2 separate regions of the Homo sapiens genome follow, and region 2 is linked to region 1. A link is an interaction called in ENCODE POLR2A ChIA-PET data of the cell type or tissue named here. Cell type or tissue: PC-9. All regions are shown on one strand. Each heading gives the region's core, and the rest is flanking DNA. Links, peaks and the distances in the headings are about the cores only.

Region 1 (5,379 bases), core at 215-5,214:
GGTGATAGCAGAAAACCTAATTAAAATTTGTAGTGCTGAATATGTAGGTGAAAATTACATGGGAACTTTTATGTGAAGATAGATTTAGTCTCAGAAACTTAACTGTAAAAACACATCTTAAGAACATTATTCCTTATAAATAAAATTTGTACTTAATATACATTTACAAATATGTCTAACAAGATGCACTTTAGACTTTATAAAAATTACCAAAATAGTGACTTTTTCCTCCTTTTTCTGATGGTTTTAAAAATTGTTCTCTTCTCAGCTGGCGTTTACTTAAAGGTATATTTTAAATGGGAAGGTAGTGTTTGTCTTGGCCTTTTTTCTTTTTTTCTTTTCTCCTTGTTTCGGTTAAGGCTGATTTTCCCTATATTAACTTTTCTTTTACAGCAGCTTTTGTTACTCTTGTAGGCTTTGTTCTCTCGTGTTATGTCTCTCCCCTCTCCCCATATTAGAGAGAGATGTGGTGATGATAGTGATTGTTGTTAGGAGATGTTTGTATTAAGCTTATTTGTAATAAGATTCTACCGAGTTGGCTGTTGGATGAAAGTTGTTTAAATTGTTCTGCAGCTTTGTTTAACGAAGTAACATTTTGAGCAGTAGGCTTTATCAATAATTTGTTAGGCCTAAGATAAAGTGATACTCTGTATTAGGCAGGGCTTGCCCTGGAGAGGGGTGCAATGGTAGAAAATACCCAAAACTTTGTGGGGAAGGAATATTTCGGGAAGCTGTATTCTTTCTGCTTTACCTCTTGGGAAATTTAGAGACTGCCTTAGAACTAACAGGAGTGCTCAGTATGATTTGGCATACGGACTCTTGAATGACATGGACTGTATATAACGTATATTGGAAAAGAATACATTTGTGTTTCCTCTGTTAGTGTTAAAGAGCAACAAGAAAACTTAAGGATGATCTCCAACTCACTTATACATGAGAAATTAGGTTCAGATTTTAATTTCATTGATTTATCTGAGGTCACAGTCATATTCATGTGGTGGAACTGGGGCAGCCCTTAAGATATCCTGGAAGCTTAGAAGTTTCCCCATTGTCTTTTTTTGTTCTATTCAGGATTTAGCAATATTTATTAATAAAAATTCAGGGTAGTACATTACCCTCCATCCCCTTCTCACCTTTTTATTCATTTAACCAAGAATAAAGTTTTGTGGTTAGCCGTCTGTTTCAGCGTCTGGTTTTTAATAATTTCTGTTTAGGATTCAGTCCATTTAGGTTGTCTCAGAAGATAGCCTCTTGTAGGTCTCTGTCTCCGGGAGCCGTCTTTCTTTATGTAACATTACTTGACATGGCATTTATTTATTCTTTGTGAAACTTCTAAGAGTAATTTGGGAAAGTTAGTATTGACCTTTGTTTTGTTACAAGATATAGTGCGTGCATGAGTATGCGTGTATTTTTTCATTTTTAAACTCAGTTTGCTACACAAGTCATCTGTCACTTCTAGTTACAATAGGCGTTTTACTTGGTTTTCGTATTCCTGTTCGGGAATGTTAAAGATTCCAAAAATACTTAGTTTAAAAACAAGCCCAGTAGTTTCTCTGAGAGTGTATTTACTTTTTAAGAAGCTGCCAAATGGTTCGCAATTCTGACTCCTTGGAGAGTAGAGGTAAGAAGCCCTTTCCTCACACTGTTCTGTTACAACCACTTGATTCTAACCATTTCCCCCATTACTTGAAAAAGGTTTTAGAATCCTTTCTCATTAATTAGTTCAGAATTAAGAATAAATTTGCTGTGTTGAGACTGTAATTGTTTTAGCTGGCATGAGTGATCGTGCACAGTGAAAAAATCATGATAATAAAACTTAGATGAATAAAATTTATTTGTTCAAATCTTAAAGCCTTTGAGGTTTAAAAAGTATAATCATTGTGTTCTAATAATTAGACATTAATAATAAGTAGTAATTAAAAATACTTGGTTTAGCTATGTAAAACATAAAAGCTAACAGGCTTGGGGGAAAGACTGATTAAAGTAAGAAACTATTTTGAGGCATCTTTTTAAGGACTAAAAGTATTCCACTAGCCTGCCATTCTCTTTTTTGACGGATAATTACCTGATTCAATTAAAATGAACAGGTACAAAACTTCCATATACATACAGTACCAGGGATGATGCACTAAACAGGACTGAAGACACCCTGTCCTATAGAAGTGCAGAGTAGTGGTTGGCCATCCACAGCAAGGTGATGAGAGCTGAGACAGACCAGAGAGTAGGATCTCTGCTGTTACTTAGTTCCGAAGGAGCAGGCCCTCCTTCCTTTTCAGTGGCAGTTGAGGTTGCTCTTTTTATGTGGGAGAGTGAAATTAGCCAAGATTAGATCCCATAAGGAGAAGGAGGGGCTCTTATAACCAAGACCATTGTCTTTCTCTAGAAGAGGATGGTTAGGGACCTGAAAAGAAATGAGATTTTGTGTTTCCTTAGGTAAGATAGGATTCTTTCTCCTCAGAGGTGATTTTAGGGAAGTAATTGAAGATATTTTAAAGGAAAGCTCCATATCTCCAAAATATTATTTAGTAGCTGAAGTTCTACCAGGTAGTTTCAGTTAGCTTTCAGATATGGGATGCTTTGGGTTGGGTGTGGGGGTGAGAGTTGCAGGGGCAAGTTGCAGGGGCAAGATGCTGGGCAAATTGCAGGGGTGAGAGTTGCAGGCCTTAAGTACTCTATTAGGGGAATAGAGTACCTAAAGAATTGTGTATTTTAAGTTAAAAGTTATACAGGTATATGGTAAAAAAAAAAAAAATTTAATGATAGAGTAAAAAATGTTACTTTTTTCCTCCCCCCACAGGTAATCCACTGTTAACAGTTTCTTAAAAGTTTACTTTAAAAAAAATTGTACAAAGAGTATTGTTATACTGTTGTACTGTAATTTACTATTTTATTTATTTATTTTATTATTATTATTATTTTTTGAGATGGAGTCTCGCTCCGTTGCCCAGACTGGAGTGCAGTGGGGCAATCTTGGCTCACCACAACCTCCACCTCCTGGGTTCAAGTGATTCTCCTTCCTCAGCCTCCTGAGTAACTGGGACTACAGGCGTGTGCCACCATGCCCAGATAATTTTTGTATTTTTAGTAGAGACTGTGTTGGCCAGGCTGGTCTCAAACTCCTGACCTCGTGATCCGCCCGCCTCGGCCTCCCAAAGTGCTGAGATTACAGGCATGAGCCACCACGTCCGGCCTACTGTTTTATTTTTTAACTGTGATTTACTTTTTTCCTTAGTTAAGTCACAAGCTCTTTTCATACTGGCACATACAGATCAACATAATTAAGAAATAATAAGAATATTTTATTATAACATAATTTATTTTTTCTGACTCCTGTTGAGTAGTACTACGTTGTAATAGTTTACATTGACCAGCAGCGTATGAGAATGCCTGTGACATGTATTTACCAACATTGGACTTTAAAAAACTATATTGCCAATTTGATATATGAAATTTGTCTTGTTTTGGGTTTGTATTTCTTTGTGAGTGAAGGTAAACATTTGTTTATATGCTTATTAGGGGGAGGCCATTTGCAACATATTCTTTAATCAAGTGGTTTAATGCTAGTTTAATTTACTTGCTGCCCCCACCACCTACCTTCACCCTTACCTAAGAGCTAAGATGGTCTGAGAGAAGTGGGACTTTAAGAAGAGGAAAAATATTTTGGGGCTCATGGCACCTTGACGGGGAGCAATGCTCTGAATGGAGAGGCTACAGCACCTGGCTTTGAACAACTCTGGGTCAGTATGAGAGTATTGAAAGCCCTTGACTTGGTGTAAACATAAGGTAGAAGAGAAGCTGAAGCGACACACAGGAAGGGAGATTTGAGAGTCAGGGCAAATAAATTTTGTATAGAGTCAACCCCACCTTGTACCATCTGCTTATCCTGTCTCATCACTTCTCCCTCCCACCTTCAACTATCATTTCATTTTTATTCATACTGTCATTTGGTTTTCTCCTCTTTTCCTGTCAGGCATGGCAGCCTGGACCTGGGTATTTCAAATGCCCCAGAGATGAGGTGTGCTTAGTTTTTGGTTTTCTTTTTTTTTGAGACGGAGTTTCGCACTTGTTGCACAGGCTGGAATGCAGTGGTGTGATCTCGGCTCACTGCAGCCTCGGCCTTGGCAGGTTCAGGCGATTCTCCTGCCTCAGCCTTCTGAGTAGCTGGGACTACAGGTGCACGCCACCACGTCTGGCTAATTTTTTGCATTTTTAGTAGAGACAGGGTTTCACCATGCTGGCCAGGCTGGTCTCGAACTCCTGGCCTCAGGTGATCTGCCCGCCTTGGCCTCTCAAAGTGCTGGAATTACAGGCGTGAGCCACTGCGCCCTGGCCTAAGTAGAAGCTCTTGAGCACTTTTTCCCCCTCTGTCTCTTTGGTACTATTCCTTTCAGCTTTCGACTCTCCTAGCCTTCTGGGGTAACATAAATAGGTCAAGTCTTTATAGCTGTAGTTGGAATTCGGAAGGTCACTGGCATTTAAGACTTGAACATAGGAGCATATATCACAATATATGCTCCTATGATATATCAGGATGTGATGCTTGATAAGTGGGGTCCCTTTCTAAGGAATGCAGAAGAGCATGGTGGTTAATTTAAGCATATAGACTTAAGAGTCAAGACAGCTTGGGTTTTTATCTCCTCTAGCTAAACAAGCAATTACCTAATCTTACTAAATCTCAACTTCTTAATCTGAACAGTGGGACTAACAGCAGAAACCTCATTTTTAAAAGCAGCTTTATTGAGATACAACTCACATACCATAATCCATTGAAAATACACAATTCATTATTTTTTAGGATACTCATAGGTTTGTGCAGCCATCATCACAGTCTGATTTTGGAACATTTTTGTCTTCTGTGAAAAACGCCAAACCAAATGTAAATGAGTAGAGCCATTACGGAGAATATTATGGGGGCTCCTCAAGAGGTGAGAAGGGATAGAGAGAGGTTGGCTAAAGGCTACAAAATTTAGCTAGATAGGAAGAATAAGTTCTAGTGTTGTACTGGGTGACTACAGCTGACCCTTGAACAGCGAAGGGGTTAGGGGCACCAACCCCTGTGCAGTTGAAACTCCACATATAACTTTTATTTCTCTGAACTTTGGTAGTAATAGCCTACTGTTGATTGAAAGCCTTACTGATAACATAAACAGTCAGTTAACACATGGAGTGCAGTGGCACGATCTCGGCTCACTGCAACCTCTGCCTCATGGGTTCAAGCGACTCTCATGTCTCAGCCTCTGGAGTAGCTGGGATTACAGGCACCTGCCACCACGCCCGGCTAATTTTTGTATTTTTGGTGGAGACGGGGTTTCGCCATGTTGGCCAGACTGGTCTTCAACTACTGACCTCAGGTGATCCGCCCGCCTTGGCCTCCCAAAG
Region 2 (5,379 bases), core at 268-5,267, 530 kb after region 1:
AACTCCTGACCTCAGACAATCCAACCACCTCCACCTCCCAAAGTGCTGGGATTACAGGCGTGAGCCACCATGCCCAGCCCATGTGTTTATTTCTAATACCCCCATTGCAACCACTTATAGTAGGATATGCTTCTTAATCAACAATTGTTATTTTCAGGGATTATTTTAATTATACAGGCTTTGCTGAGAACTTAACATTATTAAAAAAAATCCAAGTGAAAATATAAATAAGTTTATTTAAGCTTAAGACTTGATTTGGTTTGCTTACTTTTCACCAATGAAGATACTTTGTGCTAAAATACATTTGTTTTTATTTCCTGTCATTTTAATTCATGTCACTTTGAATTTCCTATATCCCAAAGAAATGCTTACTTTTTTAAAAAATTGAATAAGTTTTAATAAATACCTATATATAAAACAACTTCTATTGTGTCCCTTTTTCATTTTAAATTTTTGTAAATGTATTGAAAGTTTGTTTTAGATCATACACAAAACTCTTTTGAGAAGGAATATTTTGATGTCAAAAAGGTATTTTCAAATGCATAAAAAAATGGCTTGTGGATTTCCATATCAAACTTTGAGCAAAAGTTACTTCCGTAGAGGAGAGCAGGATTACATACATCTTTATGGATTGATGTATTATTCGTATAATTAAAACTCAATCTATAGGGAATTATTTTCATTAAAGTGGAAGGATGCCCACGAGAACACCAATCTCATTATTTCCACTTACACTGATAGATATGGAGAAAGGTCTCACTGAGCTTGTTGGTGAAAAGAGGCTCAGGGAGGTCCCGGAAGAACTGTTTCACCATATCCGCCACATCATAAGCAGACTGGTCTTCATAGTTGACGTTCTCAGGGAAGTTTTCATTCATTTGGCGAAGGGCATGGATTCGAGACTTCACTCCTGATTTGCGAAAAAGACCCACCTGAAACAAAGCCATAGGGATGTGTCAGCCAGGCCACACTTGGTTGTGAGGAGGAGGAGGAAGCATGGGAAGGGAACTGGATGAGCTGGAATTGCCTCCCAATTAGTACATGCTGAACTACTAGTATAGCTACTTTAGGCAGTACCCGAACACTGTCTTCCTCTCCTATGAAATGAAGATAAGAATAAAACCCCACCTCACAGGATTACTGTGGAGAGTAAGTGAGGAAATAGATGTGCATGTGCTTTGCGACCTGTTACATCTTATCACACTGCAGATGTTATTATTATTTTATTCATTTATTCAACAAGTAGTGATTAAGTAACCACTGTGTATCAGGCATGCTTAGAGTTCCTAGGTGTCATTAGTGAGCAGAACAGATAAAATTCCCTGCCCTTTAGGGTTTACATTGCCATGGGGATTTTGAGAACGTCTGGTCAATGGGAGGTTTGGTGAAAACAATGTGGGTCGTGGATGAAAGAATCCCAGATAAACAGCCATATCCAGTGCCCCTGCAGGGGAGAGTTTTATGGGGAATATGTTCATGAAACAGACTAATATCATAAGTACATATTTTGATTTAAGGAATTTATTTACTTTTTCTTCTTTGGAATTCTTGGCACTTACTTTTCTACCTGTTTGTTTTTATGCAGTAAGCTATGGCTCTAGTGAGAATGATTCCTGGGTGGCTTTTTTTTCAGACCTCAAGATATTGTCATATCATGCCTTTTTCATCTTAGAGTCTAGACTCCTCCCCTACTTGATGAATAAATGGAGCATTAAGGCATCAAGGACAGAGTGGCCCTAATGAGAATGAGTGAGGCAGAGCAGAGCCCGGCAAGAATGAAGATCCTGCAATGGTGGGGCAGGTTAAGCTCTAGGCCCTCTAGAGGAACTTTCTGTGCTGGACTTACCCGCTATTCAAAAAGGAACTGAACTTTCCTGGGCACCCTGGCTTATAGTGAAATAATATGTCTGCTATTTTTTAAATGCCTATAGGGAGTTGATTTGCTTCAACCCTCAATTTTCACAGCTCTCATTCCCCAGTGGCTCATGGGTTGGCCCACTTCTGCAAAGCAAGGTAGAACCTTCCTGAGTGGCTGGTCAGGTAGACAGTGGCCACTAGTGTCAGCCACTGCTCATCCCCCCTATACCTGGAGGAAAGCCTAATACAGGTCGTCTTACTGATCACTCTGTGTGCCAGGCCGGCCTCCACCCAAGTTCGGGTATGTGACAAAGGCTTTCCTGATTGCTGCAACAAATGGAGAGCAGTCCTCATTCTTTTAAATTGTGGTAACAGCAGGGGAAGGATTCCAAGCCATTAGAGCATACTCAGGTTTTTGTATATGTCAGCCGAATGGATCACAGGGGAAATTATACACTGCTACTTTTTGTGGCCATAAAAACAGAATTCTTAGTAATATTTCTTTGCATTCCAAGGTTTATCGCTCTAATCCCACACATCAGGATATTCAGGCTGATAATATTGTCACTTAAAATATGAGTTACTTTCTTTTTTATTCTTAAAGTTTGGAATGTCTAGAAAATGCACAGTTTTGCCATACTTAGATGATTCGCCACAAAGAATCCAGACAATATTTATCTTCCTTCAACTGGCAACAACTCCAAATTTCATCAAAGGGCATGGAAAGAAAGCATGTACTGTCAAAAGAGAAAAAAATTCAAGATGTCAGGTGAGTGATTATTGGGGTGAGATCCATCTCCGATTTGTTTACATCTTCTGCTTTTCTGATTTTGGAAGGAGGCCCAGGACTGTGCACACCACAGGGCTGGCTGTGCTGTACGAGAGTTCTCATAATCGAGATGCCCTGAAGGTAAATACTTCAGTGTGACTCACAAATATTTATCCTCATATGAGCAGGTATTATTCCATTTGAGAAGAATTCCTACTTTTTTAACAGCAGAGAAATGTTGATCAGGATCTACAAAAAGAATAAAGCAGACAGTGTTTCTGTTTAAATTGTCGAGCACGTTCCTCTTTTGTCCACCGTGTCTTGCGGGCTGTTTCTGGGCACACAGTCATGTGCGTGCACACACACATCCCAGAGATGCTATCTTTGTATTGTTTGGTTTCCAAATTTCTTTCTCGTTTCAGCAAATATTGTTATTTTAATTATTTTAGACATGTCTGCAGCTCTCCAGCTGTGGGCTCTGAGCTGCTTTTTCTGACTGAGATCTTAGGATGTCCAGAGGGTAGTCAGGGATTTATTGTGCTGCCTCGAAGTCTGACAATAACCTTCCTGCCCTGGCCTTGTCTTCTAGGGGACATGGGAAATATAGACGTATATATATATTTTGGTTTCTGTGGATTTTTGTTGGAAGTACAGCAGGAAAATTTTCTTTCATAAACCTAATAAAGAAAAGGTGGTCTCAAATCAGATTCCAGTTATAGTAGCTGAAGATGGCCAAAGGGAAAGATGGAAAGAACCTCTCTTCAAAGCTATTGATGAGCTGATGATTGAGCTAACCCTGGAACCGTTCTATTTCCTGACTTTTTTTTTTTTTGAGACGGAGTCTTGCTCTGTCACCCAGGCTGGAGTGCAGTGGCGCATTCAAGTGATTCTCCTGTCTCAGCCTACTAAGTAGCTGGGATTACAGGCACCTGCCACCACTTCCAGCTACTTTTTACATTTTTTAGTAGAGACAGGATTTCGCCACATTGGCCAGGCTGGTCTCGAACTCCTGACCTCAAGTGATCCACCCACCTTGGCCTCCCAAAGTGCTGGCATTACAGGTGTGAGCCGCCATGGCTGGCCTATTTCCTGACTTTTTGTTTGTGTTTTGTGAGACCATGAATTTCCTGTCATTTAAGCCATTTTGGGATGGGGCTTCTAGTGGTTGCTGTGGAAAGCCACTGGGCACAGTGAGTAGAAGATGGTCTTTCTAAGGCATAGAGAGATCCTGAGACCAGAAGAAGAGCTTCCCCTCTCGATCCTCATAGAAAAACACTGTGACGGCAACGAGTGGTTTCCAATAATCATTTCTTCTTCAGAAAGTTTTGGCCGAGCACAGTGGCTCACACCTGTAATCCCAGCACTTTGGGAGGCCGAGGTGGTTGGATTGTCTGAGGTCAGGAGTTTGAGACCAGCCTGGCCAACATGGCAAAACCTCGTCTCTACTAAAAAATACAAAAATTAGCCAGGAGTGGTGGTGGGTGCCTGGAATCCCAGCTACTTGGAAGGCTGAGGTGGGAGAATCTCTTGAACCTGGGAGGCAGAGGTTGCAGTGAGCTGAGATTGTGCCACTGCACTCTAGCCTGGGCAACAGAGCCAGACTCCACCTCAAAAAAAAAAAAAAAAAGTTTCCAAAGCAAGGATTTGATCTGAATTTTTGACAAGAGATAGTTTTCCACATAAAAAATGGAGAAGAAACCTGTTGTTCATCCTTTTTTTTTTTTTTTTTTGAGACAGAGTCTCACTCTGTCTATCAGGGCTGGAGTGCTGGAGTGCAGTAGCATGATCTCAGCTCAACCACAACCTCCATCTCCTGGATTCAAGTGATTCTTCTGCCACAGCCTCCCAAGTAGCTAGGATTACAGGTGTGCACCACCACGCCCAGCTAATTTTTTTTTTTTTTTTGAGATAAAGTCTCGCTCTTATCCCCCAGGTTGGAGTGCGATGGCACGATCTCAGCTCACTGCAACCTCTGCCTCCTGGGTTCAAGCAATTCTCCTGCCTCAGCCCCCTGAGTAGCTGGGATTACAGGCACCTGCCACCATGCCCAGCTAACTTTTGTATTTTTAGTAGTGACAGGGTTTTACCATGTTGGCCAGGCTGGTCTAGAACTCTTGACCTCAGGTGATTCACCAGCTTCGGCCTCCCAAAGTACTGGGATTACAGGCGTGAGCCACTGCACCCAGCCTAATTTTTGTATTTTTAGCAGAGATGGTGTTTCACCATGTTGGCCAGGCTGGCCCTGAACTCCTGACCTCAAGTGATCTGCCCACCTCGGCCTCCCAAAGTGTTGGGATTTTAAGTGTGAGCCACCATACCTGCCCTGTTGCTCATCCTTCTGATCACAGTGGATGGGCAGGCAACAGCCCCAGCTCCCTCAGCTTCGTTATGAGGAAGATCCCAGGAGGGCATAATGTTTTTCCTTCACTTTTGTGTCTGTCACCCATGGACGGGCAGCCTGGGCCATCACACAGGGTCTCACACACTTAGTTTAATGCTCTGCTGTCTTGGTTTTGAAATTCTCAATGATTTATGAACAAGTGATCCCACATTTTCTCTTTTCACTGGTCCCACAAATGGCATAACAGGTCCTGCTGTCATCTACTGTTAAAGCTCAGCCCAGCCACCCTCTTGAGAAAGGGGAGAATGGCCATCAGCAATGCAGAGTTCATTTTATAAGCATCTCTCTTGTATGTGATCTCTCATTTCCTTTTGAAGATAAAAGGCGAGTGATGAGTGTCCCCTTGGTCTAG

The links. ChIA-PET counts read pairs that join two places held together with the same protein. Peaks named below come from ENCODE experiments on the same cell type or tissue, not always from the same donor. Only the 100,000 strongest peaks of a DNase experiment are listed, where the experiment ranks them.
Region 2: POLR2A ChIA-PET joins it to region 1 with 8 read pairs; 2 of 35 experiments call an interaction of 5 or more read pairs at or near these places.

What each region holds. Positions count from the first base shown.
Region 1 is chr13:32,588,226-32,593,604 of GRCh38, forward strand. The region is part of intron 1 of PDS5B (PDS5 cohesin associated factor B); the gene reads left to right. Among named protein-coding and RNA genes, the nearest start is that of PDS5B, 4.5 kb to the left of the region's middle. In PC-9, for the core only: no CTCF peak of the experiment used is centred there; no DNase peak of the experiment used is centred there; H3K4me3 peaks cover 1,571 bases; H3K27ac peaks cover 810 bases.
Region 2 is chr13:33,117,332-33,122,710 of GRCh38, forward strand. It overlaps STARD13 (StAR related lipid transfer domain containing 13), which reads right to left. Exons shown (of 14, transcript NM_178006.4): 8 at 734-932. Among named protein-coding and RNA genes, the nearest start is that of KL, 100 kb to the left of the region's middle. In PC-9, for the core only: no CTCF peak of the experiment used is centred there; DNase peaks (open chromatin) are centred at 2,180 and 2,780; H3K4me3 peaks cover 896 bases; H3K27ac peaks cover 4,092 bases.